2 separate regions of the Homo sapiens genome follow, and region 1 is linked to region 2. The links are chromatin contacts, found by Hi-C or POLR2A ChIA-PET in ENCODE. All regions are on one chromosome and are shown on one strand. Each heading gives the region's core, a stretch centred on a gene start or an enhancer-like site at or near the end of the contact. The rest is flanking DNA. Distances are from core to core; before and after follow the strand shown. Region 1 has its middle 62 kb from the start of STK38L. Region 2 overlaps STK38L (serine/threonine kinase 38 like).

The links. Hi-C counts contacts between places; a loop is a spot of excess contacts on that map. ChIA-PET counts read pairs that join two places held with the same protein, here RNA polymerase II (POLR2A). Pooled maps may share reads with other maps.
Region 1: a loop to region 2 is called in a map of posterior vena cava, with 2.1 times the contacts of the local background. The contact joins two enhancer-like sites. A Hi-C loop is called at or near these places in 2 of 168 maps with a recorded cell type or tissue (aorta and posterior vena cava), 1 of 37 single-sample maps with no recorded cell type and 6 of 50 pooled maps. POLR2A ChIA-PET finds 5 or more read pairs at or near these places in 5 of 52 experiments (AG04449, GM12878, MCF 10A and 2 more).

The regions. Positions count from the first base shown.
Region 1 is chr12:27,178,216-27,185,733 of GRCh38, forward strand. It overlaps the pseudogene LOC124902904. Among named protein-coding and RNA genes, the nearest start is that of STK38L, 62 kb to the right of the region's middle. RefSeq lists an enhancer at 753-802. Within about 2 kb of position 1,721, at least 10 of the 41 ENCODE cell types and tissues checked have a DNase peak (open chromatin) inside an H3K27ac peak, as active enhancers do; they include GM12878, where a contact is called at or near this core.
Region 2 is chr12:27,271,931-27,279,230 of GRCh38, forward strand. All of the region lies in intron 1 of STK38L (serine/threonine kinase 38 like), which reads left to right. Among named protein-coding and RNA genes, the nearest start is that of STK38L, 31 kb to the left of the region's middle. RefSeq lists a silencer at 726-1,020 and an enhancer at 6,175-6,224. Within about 2 kb of position 6,006, at least 7 of the 41 ENCODE cell types and tissues checked have a DNase peak (open chromatin) inside an H3K27ac peak, as active enhancers do; they include GM12878, where a contact is called at or near this core.

The DNA.
Region 1 (7,518 bases), core at 471-2,970, 98 kb before region 2:
AACGCACTAAATATTCCTATCTCAGACCCTGTCTCAGAAAACAAACAAACAGAAAAACCAATAAGTAACATTTCTTCTTTTATAAAACCTCCAACCTTCTTTTTGTTCATTGGTGAAGTAAAGATCATTAGTGAAGTAGATCTTGGCTAAATAGAGTGGCTGAAAGTAGAAAAACAGTGCACTTCACAACCACTAGAATAAGGCTTTTTTTCTGTCTGGCTTAGTTACATGATACAATTGAGTCTATCCAGGCTTAGTTTTAAGTAACCATTTATTTGGCTGAACAAAATTAGAGCTTGTGTGCATTTATTATAACATATATCCAGGCCCTATTTAATCTCCTAGGAGAAGAAATGTACTAAATGATATACTGATGTCGTGGAAGAGCTTATCCAACTTAATTAAGTAGACTCTTTATTCCCATATAGTAAGTTAGACATTCCGATTCTTTCCGATGATTCTGCACTAGAATTTAGCTGACCAGGGAGTTGGTTGTACATAGCATGGAACACCTTTCTTTTGCCCACAGTTTAATTATGTATGGAGAGTAGAAAAGAGCTTTGGTATGAAAGCCTAAATACAGTTAAGATACAATGAGCTGATGACAAAGATTCTCTCTCTCTTTCACTCTCCTTTTAAGTAGCAATGCAACTGCACCTGATTAGAAGACTGATCTTTGAAAAATAAGTTAAATTCAAATCAAGAAAAGTTTCTTGAGAACACAGTTATCTACAAGGTACTGTGATGAGTAGTATGAATAATAATAAGACAAAGACGTTAATGTCACTTCTCTCAAGAAATCACCATTTAAGGGAACAAACAAATAAGTCCAGACCAGATAGTAATAAAATGTGGGAAATGCTACACTAGTAAACAAACAAACAAAAAAATCATATAGGAACTGTGATGAAGGCACCAATTCCATCAGGGGAGCAGGGAGGAAGGTGCTAAGGGAAATTTTGCAGAAGTGACATTTGAATTGGATCTTGGAGGATTTCCAAGATTTTTGTGGAAAGCAGAAAGGAGAGAGATAAATAAACAGCATGAGCAGGAGCAGAGAACATCAGTGGTTAGGATGAAGCTCTAAAGATTTGCTAAGACCCAGTTATAAAGCATTTAACGGTCTTCTAAGATTGCCTGGGCTTTATTGTGAAAATAATGGAGAAAATTGAAGGTTCTTAGTTGGGGCAGGTTCAGGGACCTGAACAGGTTGAGTTTGGGGGAAGGTGCATAAGAGTGGGGACACAGGGCAATGTGCTGGCAGGGAGAGTGTGTGAACAAGGAAAAGGTCTTGAATTGTAACTCTGGAGAACATCTCGTGGCGGGTTGTGGAAGAGAAATTTATGAAGGAGGCTCCTAAGAACTGCCTTTTGAAAAAAGGAATCCTGAGACAAGCATAAGAAAGCAAAGAAAAAGAGTGATAAGGAAAAGGAATCGATCAGCAGTGTCAAACACCGTACACAGATCTAGAGGAAAACGAAAAAGAAAGCTATTTGGTTGAGCAACTAGACCATTTTTAGTGGCTCCTTTGAGACCACTTTCAATAGAATTAGTAAGGTAGAAACCAAATACCATGTCAGACAAGGAAAAATAATACTTGCAATGCACAGGAAATTTAAAGATAGGCAGGAGCTGATGTTGCATCTCTCAAGGAGGGTAGTATTTAAGAGCAACCAATGGAAATTATGAGAAATAGGAGCTAAAAAGGTCTAATCCCCAAAACCAGACAGACGAGAAACATTTGCAGAATGATGTCATCCTGCCTCCTTGGGTGATACCACTTTGTTCCTCAGATGTTTAACCCAGCCTGCATGAGTCAACATCTATATTTGGGCATAAGGAGAACTACCTTTTGTGCTATGTGCCAGTTCAGAAGTCTGTTTTTGCTAGTCTGGTTTAGCTCTGCCAAATTATTTTAGGCTTATGACTGCATCAACAGCCCATGGAAATTAATCTGTTTAATATCACATAGCTCTAATTCCAGCACACTTACTTCTATTCAATGTAATCTTAATTGGTTTTTTTCCCCTTTGCATTTGGAAGACACAAGGTTTATATTTACAAGTACATTCATAGCAGATTTTAAAAGGCAAAAGTGGAAATGTCAGAAAAACCATATATAGAATCCAAGAGCTTATATCAATTACTGAACATGACTAGAATAATAGTAATAACTTCTGTGAATTAAGTGCCTAGTGTTTGCCAGACAATTTTCATTGAGTATCTTTGATTCTATAACCCTAAAATGTAGCTACGATTTCCATCCAGAAAAGATTAAGTAACTTGATTACATTCACTCAGTCAGCAAATGGAAGAGTAGGGACTCAAAGCTAGACCTGACCCCAAAGCCCGTGGTCTTTCACCACTCTGTGCCCTCTTCAAAATATCATGGTGCCCATTAATGCAAAAGAAAAGTGAACTGGCTGGGTGCAGTGGCCCACACCCATAACCCAACATTTTGGGAGGCCGACGTGGGCAGAGCACTCGAGATCAGGAGTTCGAAACCAGCCTGGCCAATATGGTGAAACCCTGTCTCTACTAAAAATACAAAAAAAAAAAATTAGCCGGGCGTGGTGGCACATGCTTATAATCCCAGCTATTCGGGAGGCTGAGGCAGGAGAATCACTTGAACCTGGGAGGCAGAGGTTGCAGTGAGCTGAGATCTCACCACTGCATTCCAGCATGAGAGACAGAGCGAGACCCTGTCTCAAAAAAAAAAAAAAAGTGAACAAAGTCATATAAGTTATGTTTACAAGTGATGACCGAGATATTCAGTGGTAGAAGCTCTTTTTAGATGTAAATTACTCATCTAACTTTTATTGGGAAGTAAATATTTCAAAATGCATGTGGTTGACCAGACTTAATAGTAAATGACTCTATTTCTAATGGGATATCAGAGGAGAAGGCAAAAAAGGAAATAAGATAGAAGCATTACACAACAGAAACAATGTCTGAAGGAAAATTCAAAATTTAAGAAGAGCTGGAGATGGGTTCTTATAAGATCTCGTAAGATTATAATTTTTCTGGAATTTTGAACTATAGTGATTCATTCTAAGGAAAAGAAATCAGTTCACAGGAAAAGAATCTCCCTAAGATTATTTCCCATCCCCACAAGCATTGAAAAATGCTTTTTGCATATTACACAGAGAAGTTCTGCTTGTTTTTCTCAACCCCTCCTTGTCAGACCAGGATGGGATGGGGAAGGGTGGCTTACCTTTGTAGACCCCCTGCCAGAGAGCCTTCCCTTGGCATGGAATCTAAAGTAGTCTCCCAGACAATCTCTAGCACATCACTGAGTTATATTTTCTTCATAGCAGTACCTGAAATTATTTTGTTTACTCATTTTTTCACTGACTGGATTACCCCCACTAAATTTACGCTCCATGAGAACAGATTTTGTCTTTTTGATTCATGGCTAAACCTGAAGCACTCAGAACGGTACCTAAAACAATGCCTCAAAAAAAATTTACTGACTGTCTGAATGAATGAATGAGTTAATATTGCCAAGGGCACAGTAATGTGAATCTGCAGCTTAAAGTGGAGATCTTCACCCAAGAAATAAGTTTTGTATCTCTCCCTGAAGAAAGAAACAGTTATGAGGGTGGGGAGTTTATGTTCATGGGCTATTAAAGGAAAACTCAGAAAGATGGTGTGGTAAAAAGAAATATGTATTTGGTCTTTGTTCCAGTTCTTTTTGTTTGTTTGTTTGTTTGTTTATTTTTTGTTTGGAGACAGGTACCCTCCAGGCTGGAATGCAGTGGTGCCATTACAGCTCACTGCAGCTTAAACTTCCCCAGGCTCAGGTGATCCTCCCAACTCAGCCTCCTGAGTAGCAGGGACCACAGGCATGGACCACCATGTCTGGCTAATTTTTACAATTTTTTTATAGAGATGGGTTTTGCCATGTTGCCCAGGCCGGTCTTGAAATTCTGGTCCACCCACCTTGGCTTCCCAAAGTGCTAGGATTACAGGCATGAGCCACCATGCCCCGCCAGTTCCCAGTTATTGACATAGCTTCCAAAATTCCCGGAATTTCCTGAGCAATAGGGGTGATAAAAGCATCTTTTGTTACTCATTACAAGTTCCTTTCAATCATACCTAAATTTATGCTAATAAGGTGGTTCCTGGTGGACCCCTAGATAGCTTCAAGATAGGGGCTGGTTGCCAGGGGAGCCAATCATGTGATAAGAGGGCTGGAGTTTTCAGCCTTCCCACTCCCCTCAACCTCCAGTGAGGGGAAGGGGGCTGGAGTTTGAGTTCATTCACTAATCACCAATGATTTAATCAATGATGCCTGTGTAATGAAGTCTCCATTAAAAAACCTAAACAGGCTGGGCACGGTGGCTCACGCCTGTAATCCCAGCACTTTGAGAGGCCGAGGCAGGTGGATCACGAGATCAAGAGATCGAGACCATTCTGGCCAACCAACATGGTGAAATCCCGTCTCTACTAAAAATACAAAAATTAGCTGGGTGTAGTGGCGCACACCTGTACCCCCAGCTACTCGGAAGGTTGAGGCAAGAGAATCGCTTGAACCCAGGAGGCGGAGGTTGCAGTGAGCTGAGAGTGAGCCACTGCACTCCAGCCTGGGCAACAGAGCAAGACTCCATCTCAAAACAAAAACAAAACAAAAAGTCCCTAAACAATGGGGTTTGGAGAGCTTCTGGGTTGGTGAACACATCCAAGTGCTGGGAGGAGGGTGGGGACCCAAGGAGGGCTTAGAAACTCCTCCCCCATCCCCACCCACCCCACCATACATTGCCCTGTGCATCTCTTCCATTTGGCTATTCCTGAATTGTATCCTTTGTAAGAAACTGGGAATAGTAAGTAAAGCACTGTCTTGAGGTCTGTGAACCTGAGGAGAGGGTTGTAGGAATCCCCCTACTTTATAACCAGTTGCTCAGGAGTATGAATGGCCCAAACTGGCAATTGGTGTCTGAAGTGGGAACAGTCTTGTGGGACCAAGCCCTTAACCTGTGGGGTCTGCACTCACTCTGGGTAGATGGTGTCAGAATTGAATTGAATTGTAGAACACTTAGTTGGTGTTCGAAGAGTTAGAGAATGGATTGATGTGAGTGAAAACCCCATGTTTGGTGTCAGAAGTATTGTGAATAAAAACAATCAGAGATGGCTTACTACAAACACATGAATAGAGCTGATTCTGAAGAATCTCCTTCCTCCTAGGAGTGAGGAGTAGTCCTGCAGACGTATGTCCAAATTTGTCCTATCTTGGATTTAAGGCAAAAGCATTAAGGATTAAGTTCAAAGTCTTATTGTTCCTAAAATAGCAGGCATGTGAACATTGTGTAATGCTGTACTAAATATATGCAAGTAATTAAAATGAGTTATTCATATTCAGACCTAATGTGATGTTGAATGTATTATTGTCCAGTATTTTTTTGGCGGGGAGAGGTGTCAGAATTTTCAAAGCAATTCTGGACAGGGGAATGTTTTATGCTACTAAGGTCTTACAGCATGGAATATCCTCTCTCAGAGCTCTATATCTTGGAATGATTCCAAAAGACAGAAACAATATGGTTGGCACCCCTGGCTTTGGTATGGCTGAATACGTTAGGCAGATAACCTTTTTTTGTTTAAGAGTCAGGGTCTCGCTCTGTTGTATAGGGTAAAATGCAGTGGCTCAATCATAGCTCACTACAGCCTTGAACTCCTGGGCTCAAGCAATCTTCCTGTCTCAGCCTCCCAAGTAGCTGGGACTACAGGCACACACTCCCATGCCCAGCTAATTTTTAAAATTTTTTGTAGAGACGAGGTCTTGCTATGTAACCCAGGCTGGTCTCAAACTCCTGGCTTGGTCTTCCAAAGTTCTGGGATTACAGGTGTCAGCCACTGCACTTGGCTAAATTACCTTTTATTAAACAGTCCATTTATTGAGTTAGAAAACACAGCCAACCTTCACCTGACCTGAATCAGATAGTCAGAGGCACACGGCCTCTCACATGCCTTTATACTTCTCTCTAATAAATACCTGATTATTGCACCAAACAGCAACCTGGTATGTTTTTGGACAAGTCTTTGAAAAAAGTATGTCTTCCTAGTTAAAAATGATTATTGTACTGCTGAAAACTGGGAAACCACTTACATAAAATATGTGTATATATGTGTATTTTCCCACAGCATTTTCTAATGAGAAATCATCTTAACTAATCATCCAGGCATATTATCAAAAATTGAAGAAGGGAATATTGACATATGAAGAAGCTAAGTGGAAGAAAGCAATACAATGAACAAAGGAGGAAAAGTCACAAAGATCTCTGATTTTAGCCGACAGAAATACACCATTTGTGTATTCCTCGCTGGAGGAGGGAGGACCCACTTTCAAGATGGTTCATTCACATGCCTGGCAAGCTGGCAGGAATGCTGGCCAGTGCCGGCTACAGCTGTTGGCCAAAGGGGATGATCATCCTCAACATGGCTCCTCCATAGCTGCTTGGGTCTCTTCGTAGCTTGGCAGCTGAGTTCCAAGAGGGAAGAATTAGAAGTTTCCAGTCCTCTTAAAAAGCCGGGCCCAGAATTATCACAGAATCATTTATCCTGTATTCTATTGGTCAAATCAGTCTCAGGCCTAAACAGATTCAAGAAGGAAAAGAAATAGACCCCAACTCAGGGGTGGGCTGGGATGACTTAGAGAGTGACAAAGAATTTGCAGTTATTTTTCATTTATAATTCATTTGTTTATTAATCCTCAGCAGTTTTAAATGTATATATGCAGATGTGTATATGTTTTCTTTTTACAAAATTTAGATCATACTGAAAAAAGTACAACATGAATTTTTATTGTATCACAAACATTCTCTCAAGTCATTAAATATTCTTGAAAAATTGATTTTACTGGCTGTATCATATGGATTTGCCATAATTTATTAATGATTAAAAAATTGTCTGGAAATAAAATACCTTTTAAAATGCAGTAAATTGCTAATAGTTCTATATCCATGTGGTTCTATTATGCGTGATTTGGATTTTTTTATTGTACACTTTTCTGCATTCCTATGTTTTCTACAATGACATACACCGTAATTTTTTTTTATCCCTTCAGGTGCTACTGTCTTCCCGTCAGTCTGTGTTACCCCAGAACCATCTCTGTTCTAAGCCAAGGTGTGGAAGAAGCCCTTCCCATAATTCTGCTAAGCTTTGTCATGCAATCTCATGGTATCTTCATCAGACATCTGAATTGAGCCTTGAAGTGTGAGTAGGAGTTCATCAGGTGAGGGGTAAATGTAACACTTACATTTTGCCAGAGTCTACCTCTCTCCCAGATTGACTTCCTTTTCATAGCTTTATGAAATCAGTTATACCATTTGATGCTGGGGTTGCCTGCCTGCACCTCTAATCTTGGTTGGGGCCGGAAACTCCCTGCTATTGTAGCAGCAACCTCACATCACTGCCTCTGTCACCACCAACCACAGCTGGAGCAGGAGTATGAACTGGATACTGTAAAGGAAATGCCTGTGTGACCACCACTGTGAGAACCTTAGCATTTGAGATGGACCTTGT
Region 2 (7,300 bases), core at 4,756-7,255:
ATCAAGTGATCCACCTGCCTTGGCCTCCCAAAGTGCTTGGATTATAGGCATGAGCCACCGTACTCATTAGCTTTAGGTTAAAAATATTTTCCTCCTGTGAATCTTTATTTTGGATTTTAAACGCTCTCATTGGTTCAAAAAGCAACTTTCATTAAGTTGCTGTTACTGCTTCGGCTCTTGGCTATTTTTAGATAGAGTTTTCACTCAGCTGTGGTTTGTTTACTTAGCTGTAAGTAAATATAAATAATACAACGAATTAAGGTCAATTCATTTACTCTAAAAATTGTAGGGTTAAATGGCTAAGCAAAAAGAATGAGACATTATAGCTCCTTATCCATTCCGTTTTGAGTAGAATTAGCACAGCGTTGGAATGACCATGTATAGGAAAGATAGTACTGAGGTGATCTGCTGTATGGTATTATGCTGATGAATTAGCTAGGGTGTGTATATTAGTGCAAAAGTTTAAGAACTTTGCCATGCGATTTAAATATTATGCTTTGTTTTCCTTTTGATTTCCCCTCAAGGAAGGACTGGGAAAGTAGCTCTTTTCCCTCCTTTATATGGTCATAATAAAGGATTGCAAATTAATTAGCTGCATTCAAGGCATCACACAGATTGAATTCCATATTTGTCTTGGAGGGAAGTCCAGACTTCTGCCTGGGGTGACTGAATCTGCTTTGTGAGACTGGGTGCAACTTCCGTGTATTCAAGGGTGGGATCATCTTGTCAACAGCCAAATATCTTACAAGATGTAAGTCACTTAGAAGAAATTATCCCCCCAAATGTGGTTTGTTTTTAATGTTTCTTTCAAAACCTCTTTCCCCCAACACACACAGTGCAGCAGAGAAAAGTTGCACCTGCCTGCTACTTGACAGTAGATTCTGTGATGATTGATTGTAGGCATTGTTTTCTGTGTGGGTTGGGAACAGAAAAATGCTCTTTAACCTTTTGCCAGGTCTCTGATAAGTACTGAAAACTTTGGCAGTTAAATGTGGACTGTAAAACACATGAAGAAATACTGGAAAAACAAAAATGGACTCAGATTAAAAAGCTGAAATGCATTATTTTCTAAACTAGTTCCTTTGGGGCCTTGATTGTGTCAGAAATACTTACTGATTTTTTTCTTTTTTTTTTTTAAGATCCTCATGACCTTTATGCTATGTTGACAAAGCCAGTTTGTGTTTGATATTTTTTTCTTCCTTATTTTGTATGTTTATCTTTTTTCTTTTAAACAAGGGCGGAGATTTTCTACTTTATTGATCCCTGTAAGTGGCTATGATTTATTTTATGGAGAAGAATGGGAGTATTGGAGGCAGAATGGGAGGGGTCCTGGACTGGGAGCCGAATGGTGCCTCCGTTTCTATATGTGTGACCCTAGACAAGGCTTGCCAAACACCTGCCCACCTACGCATGGCTTGGGAGAGCAGTACTGAATAGTGGAAGAGTCCTAGGCTAATGAGTGTTGACAGGCTTGTTTTGGTTTTATAACATTTATAACATACACATCTCTGAGCCCATTTTTTCTGTTGCAAAATGGCAGTAACATTATTTACCACTCGTTAGGGCTAATGTGAGGATCAAAACCAAATGAGATAATGTATATAAAGTATTAAGCATATTACCTACCACATAATTAATGTATAGTTAATTATGAATTATTTATTTTTATTATTGTCAATAACAGAGTGTTAGCATTTAATAAAGTTCTGGGTATGGAATAGAATGATCAGATTTCTAGGTTTTGACGTTTGGTACTATAGCCTCACTGCTGAGAAAATCTGGGAAGTATAAGGAGGTAATGGTTAAAAGATAGGCAGAATTTTCTAATTTCAGAATAATAGTCATTAACAGCAGGACATTGTCTAGATAATCTACCTTTCTGTGCCTTACTTTTTATCTTTATTCAAATGAAGATAATATGTTTTGAGGAAACAATATTGCTGTTGTTTTGTAGAAATTGAAACATAAGTACGTGTGGTTTGTGGCACTGAGGACTGACTGATTGCTTCTCTCTGATACTTCTTTTAGAAATGCCCTTTTTGGGCCGGGTGCGGTGGTTCACGCCTGTAATCCCAGCACCTTGGGAGGCTGAGGTGGGCGGATCACAAGGTCAAGAGATTGAGACCATCCTGGCCAACATGGTGAAACCCCATCTCTACTAAAAATACAAAAATTAGCTGGGCGTAGTGGTGCACACCGGTAATCCCAGTTACTCGGGAAGCTGAGGCAGGAGAATCAGTTTAACCCAGGAGGCCAAGAGCGCGCCACTGCACTCCAGCCTGGCAACAGAGCAAGACTCTGTCAAAAAAAAAAAAAAATTGCCCTTTTTGGAGCTCAGATAAAAGACACTATGTAATTTGTAAGAAAAAAGGGTGTCCTGTTGGAGTCTACGTGTCAGGAGTAGTCTAAATCTTAAGTAACCAGAACTTAACTATCCTCTCCATTATTTTGAGAAATGATGGTGAGGATCATTGCTGATATGGTTTTCAAATCTGGGGGGAAAGATTACAGAATGGTGTAAAAATCACCTGAAAAAGAATTCTTTTTGTTTGTGCATTTTATCACGTCACTACTAATCTGGCCAGCAGGGAGTTACCATCTGTACTGTGTGGCAGTGACCAGAGAAAACAGGTCCAGTCCATTTCATGTGTTTAATAATATATCATGTTCACATATAACCCACATTTATTCAGTACCTATAGGTGCTATGCTTGAAGCACATAAGCCGTTCATGATGAATACATACTATTGTTCAATGCTGCAGTTTTTATGTTATCTTGAAAGACAGAGGGAGAAATAACTTGCATTTCCAAACTCGTCTCTTTTATACTTTGAAGAAGGAACTTGTTACCTTTATTGTACATTAATGATTACATATATAACTCACTATGTTTTCTTTTCTCTACTTCCAAACCCAAGAAGGCATTCTAACAGTATCTCAGTAATCTCCGCTAACCCTGCCCCAGTTCAGTCATATCCTGCTAGACCATTTTAGTTATCTAATAATTACAGTAAACCTCCCTTCCATTCCTCCCCTCTTCCTTCATTCCTCAAACATTGCCAGCAACCACCAAATCCACCTTCCTGCCCCAACAATCTAAATTGTAAATTGGACCACATCATACTCAGACTTAAAATCTTTTAAATGGCTTCCTTACCACTTTTCAAGGTACCATCCAAATTCCATGGCATCACATTCATGGTCCTTCTCAATCTGGTTCCTACTTTCCTGTCCTCCCTCATCTCCTGCCACTTTTTCTCTCGCCCCTTCATACAAAATTATTTACAATTCCTTGCTGTCTCACACTACTAAGGCCTTTTGGTATTTTCAGCTCCATCACCCCATTATCATACTTACTTTGTGTTATTGTTCGTTTGTTTATATGTCTGTCTTCCATGATTAGACTGCATCTTTTTTTTTTTTTTTTTTGAGACGGAGTTTCATTCTTGTTGCCCAGGCTGGAGTGCAATGGTGTGGTCTCAGCTCACTGCAACCTCTGCTTCCCCAGTTCAAGTGATTCTCTTGCCTCCCAAGTAGCTGGGATTACAGGCACCTGCCACCACGCCTGGCTAATTTTTTAGTATTTTAAGTAGAGATGGGTTTCACCATGTTGGCCAGGCTGGCCCTGAACCCCTGACCTCAGGTGATCCGCTCACCTCGGCCTCCCAAACTGTTGGGATTACAGGCATGAGCCACCACGCCCGGACTGATTAGAGTGCATCTTGAAGGCAGAGATTCTGTGTCACTTAACTTTGAATTCTACCCACATGTGACACTGCCTGGCACATAGTATGCATTCCCTAAATGTTTCTCAAATAAATAAATAAATGAGGGATGAAAGATACTCCCATATGGTCACAGTGTACCATTATAACATTTGCAATTCTTACTATATTATACAACATCTGTAAGCCAGTTTTATAAATCCAATAATCATGATATGGCTAAAGGGAACATAGATATCTTATCCATAAACTCAAAATCAAAGAGACCGAGTAACTTAGACAAGAGCACCAAGCTGACTAGCAGTGCCTCAGGACTAACCTGGCCTGGCTCCCTGATCCCCTTGCCATGGATAGGCCTAACAAATGGAAATGTGTACAAGACTTAATAGAATGATATTTAAGTCATTTATTTTAGCTTTGAGATTTTTTTTAAAAAAACTTCATTATGGAAAAATTTAAGTATACACAAAAGTAAATGAAAGAGTAAACTGTACCTCCCTGTGTGCACATCACCAACTTAAACAGTTCTCAAACCATGACCAATCTTGATTCATCTATACCCATACCTACTCCCCTTCGCATTATTTTGCAGTAAATCCTTGATGTTGTATGATTTAATCTGGAAATATTTTAGTATGTATAGGATAGGTTTTTAAACTTCTAAATATGAGTTTCTCTGGTATTTTGGGAAGTCATGATAATTGAAACAAAATAACGAAGCCCATTGAAGACACAACTGCAGAAATCTGGCAGCCTGTCCCTGTGCTTTCTCCTTCTCTATGAAGCTGTTCCCAGGACCACGACTTCCACCGAGCCCATCTCCTAGAAATCCCTTTGTTCACATGCCCTGGAGAGAGTTGTGCTTTGTTATTTAAATTGTGCAAGGTGGAAGTGCAAGGAAGAAAAGCAATGGTGATTATATGAATGAGAGTAGATACTAGTTAGTAAAAAGCAAGATACTGTATTTATGTATAAGGTTAAATAGTTTTAAAAAATTATCCATAAGAAACCTTTAAAATTCCTTGGAATCTTTGTCATTTCTATTTTATCAAAATTACAGTATAAACTAGTAACTGAAGTTTATATTATGAATTATTGCAAACATACACAAAGTTATGGAGAAAAATACAAGGAACATTCATGTGTCTACTGCATATCTTTACCAAGTCTCTCCCTGTTACCTCAGATTTTCTTTAAGTGACAGAACATTGCAGGTAGAGTGAAGATGCCTTGGTAATCCTTCCCTTTCCTCTCTCCCAGAAATGACCATTATCCTGGATTTCGATTTATTGTTTTAAAGCATGTATAACCTTACATTGAATAGTGTCTTGCCTTTTATAAAGCATTTTACCTCTTTCGTTTGATCTTCACAACTCTTGAAGTATTTACTTCACTTCTAAATATGTATAACCCACCAAATTATCCCAATTTCACTTAATACAAAGCTATAAAGTATGAAGTGAATTAGTGTTTCATGATTTACAGTGTATCATCTCATTAGAAATAGAGTCCTGAGGCATGTGTGTGAAAACTTCACACCCCGCTTTGTTCCTCGATTTAATTTAAAGTACGAGTAATTACTCGTACTTTTAAAAGTATAAAGTATAAAGCACTTTGGGAAGCTGAGGTGGTAGCATCTCTTGAGCCTAGGGCTTTGAGACCAGCCTGGGTAATAGAGCAAGACCTCCATCTCAAAAAACACACACACACACAGCAGTAGGAGAACTGGAAGGAACCACACACACACACACACACACACACACACAGCAGTAGGAGGACTCGAAGGAACCTCAAAGGGTTAAATAGTCTTTAACTCCCTGATTTTAGTGAAACCGCCTTAAAACCAACTCAAAGGTAAGTTTTCTGTTCATTTCAAAGGACATAATTGAGGAAGGAAGAGCTGTCTACCCTGAGTAATGTTTTCTGGAATGACAAATGAGTAAAGAAATCATGGAGATATCTTATCTCATAATTCTTTAAAAATTAAATAACCATGGAGTTTGCATATAATTTTAAAAATTTAAAGCAAATTCCCACTCCAGTTCCTCCTGACCAATTTTTCCAGCTATTTGAGCAGTATTTTTTGCTCCTTGGAAGGGGATATAGTGCTTATCCTGTTTATTCAAGTAAAATTTAAAAAAAAGATAAAACTTTCTCCCCTTAAAAAAAAAAGTCTAGAGCTGGTAAAAATTTCTGACTCAGTAATTTTGGAAAGAATTGCCTCTTTCCACAAATAGATGAGCTTACATACTAGGTCTTCCAAGTGGACTAGTAAATTTCCGTGATGTCAGGAAACTGGGTGGAGTTTTTATGGATGCAAGTCCAGTGGAGGAGGGACTTTTCAGGTCATGTATAAGGAGAGTAGGATCAGATTCTGGTTTTGAATAACCTATAAGCCACAAAGCATGGGGATTTCCCATTGGGTTAATCTAGTGCTGGCCACAGTTTAGGCATATGATCTAGAGTAGCTGCTGCAATTAAGAGATGCTTGCTTATGGGATCTTTGCCCTTTTATTGGAAGGCTGTAAGTGTAGCCCAGCCTTGATTTATAAACCAACTTGACATAATCACTATTTCTTTTCACACAGACTTCTGAATAGCTGTCACTAAATTTTGATTACCACCAGGCATTTAGTTAAGCTAGAGCTGAACTATTTGATCTGTTAGTTTTTATTGGGCACTGCAGCCCACACTGATCTTCCCCTGTTCTAAAGCCCTGCTTGTATCAGAAAGGTCCACCCAGGCTAATTGTTTATATGCTAATTGTTTATATGGGTTAGTCTTAACTCTTTTTTCGACAATTTTATAGGATCTTAGCATGCTCATATCATGTCTCCTACTATTTGGGTCTCTTCCTACTGTCATATTGCTTGGTACATTGATAGGTGCTAGTACCTAAAGCCTTACCTAAAGCCGATGAAACTGTTAGCTTAGTTGGCTTCTTCCAGGTTTGTCTTTATTTGGTCACCCTGAAAGCCTAAGTGTCTTGCAAATACTATCTACTAGGTTTGTTGAATATCTCATTTTGTTTTCTATAATCAATAACAATGTAAGCTTGGATGCAATTTTTTAAAAGTACTTTAAAAACCTTAACTCTCAGTTTGGATACTTGTCCCCTAGCTGACAGAAATACCTTGGCAAAGTAGCTAAAGTCAGCCCTGAAGCTGAAATCAGCTGAGGCTGGATAGTTTAAATCATGCTTTTCCTCTTCTCAAAAGATGATAGGGACCAAATCAAAATCTCAACAGTAATTTAAATTGAACTTTCCAAGTAGATTTCTAGAATTCATATGAAAAAGTATAATAATTTGGAGGATAAAAAAGGAAAAAGAGTAGGGGCCTGCCCAAATAGATGTCAAAATACAGACAGTCCCTGACTTATGAATTTTCAACTTTAGGTTGGGTTTATTGGGATATAAGACCATCGAGGAGGTCATTATGATTTCTACTGAATGTGCCTCATTTTCGGACCATCATAAAGTGGAAAAATTGTAAGTTGGGGAATGTCTGCTCTGCTGCCACTATTAAATGCACTTTCGACTTAGTGATGTTTTCAAATTAGGATTGGTTTATTG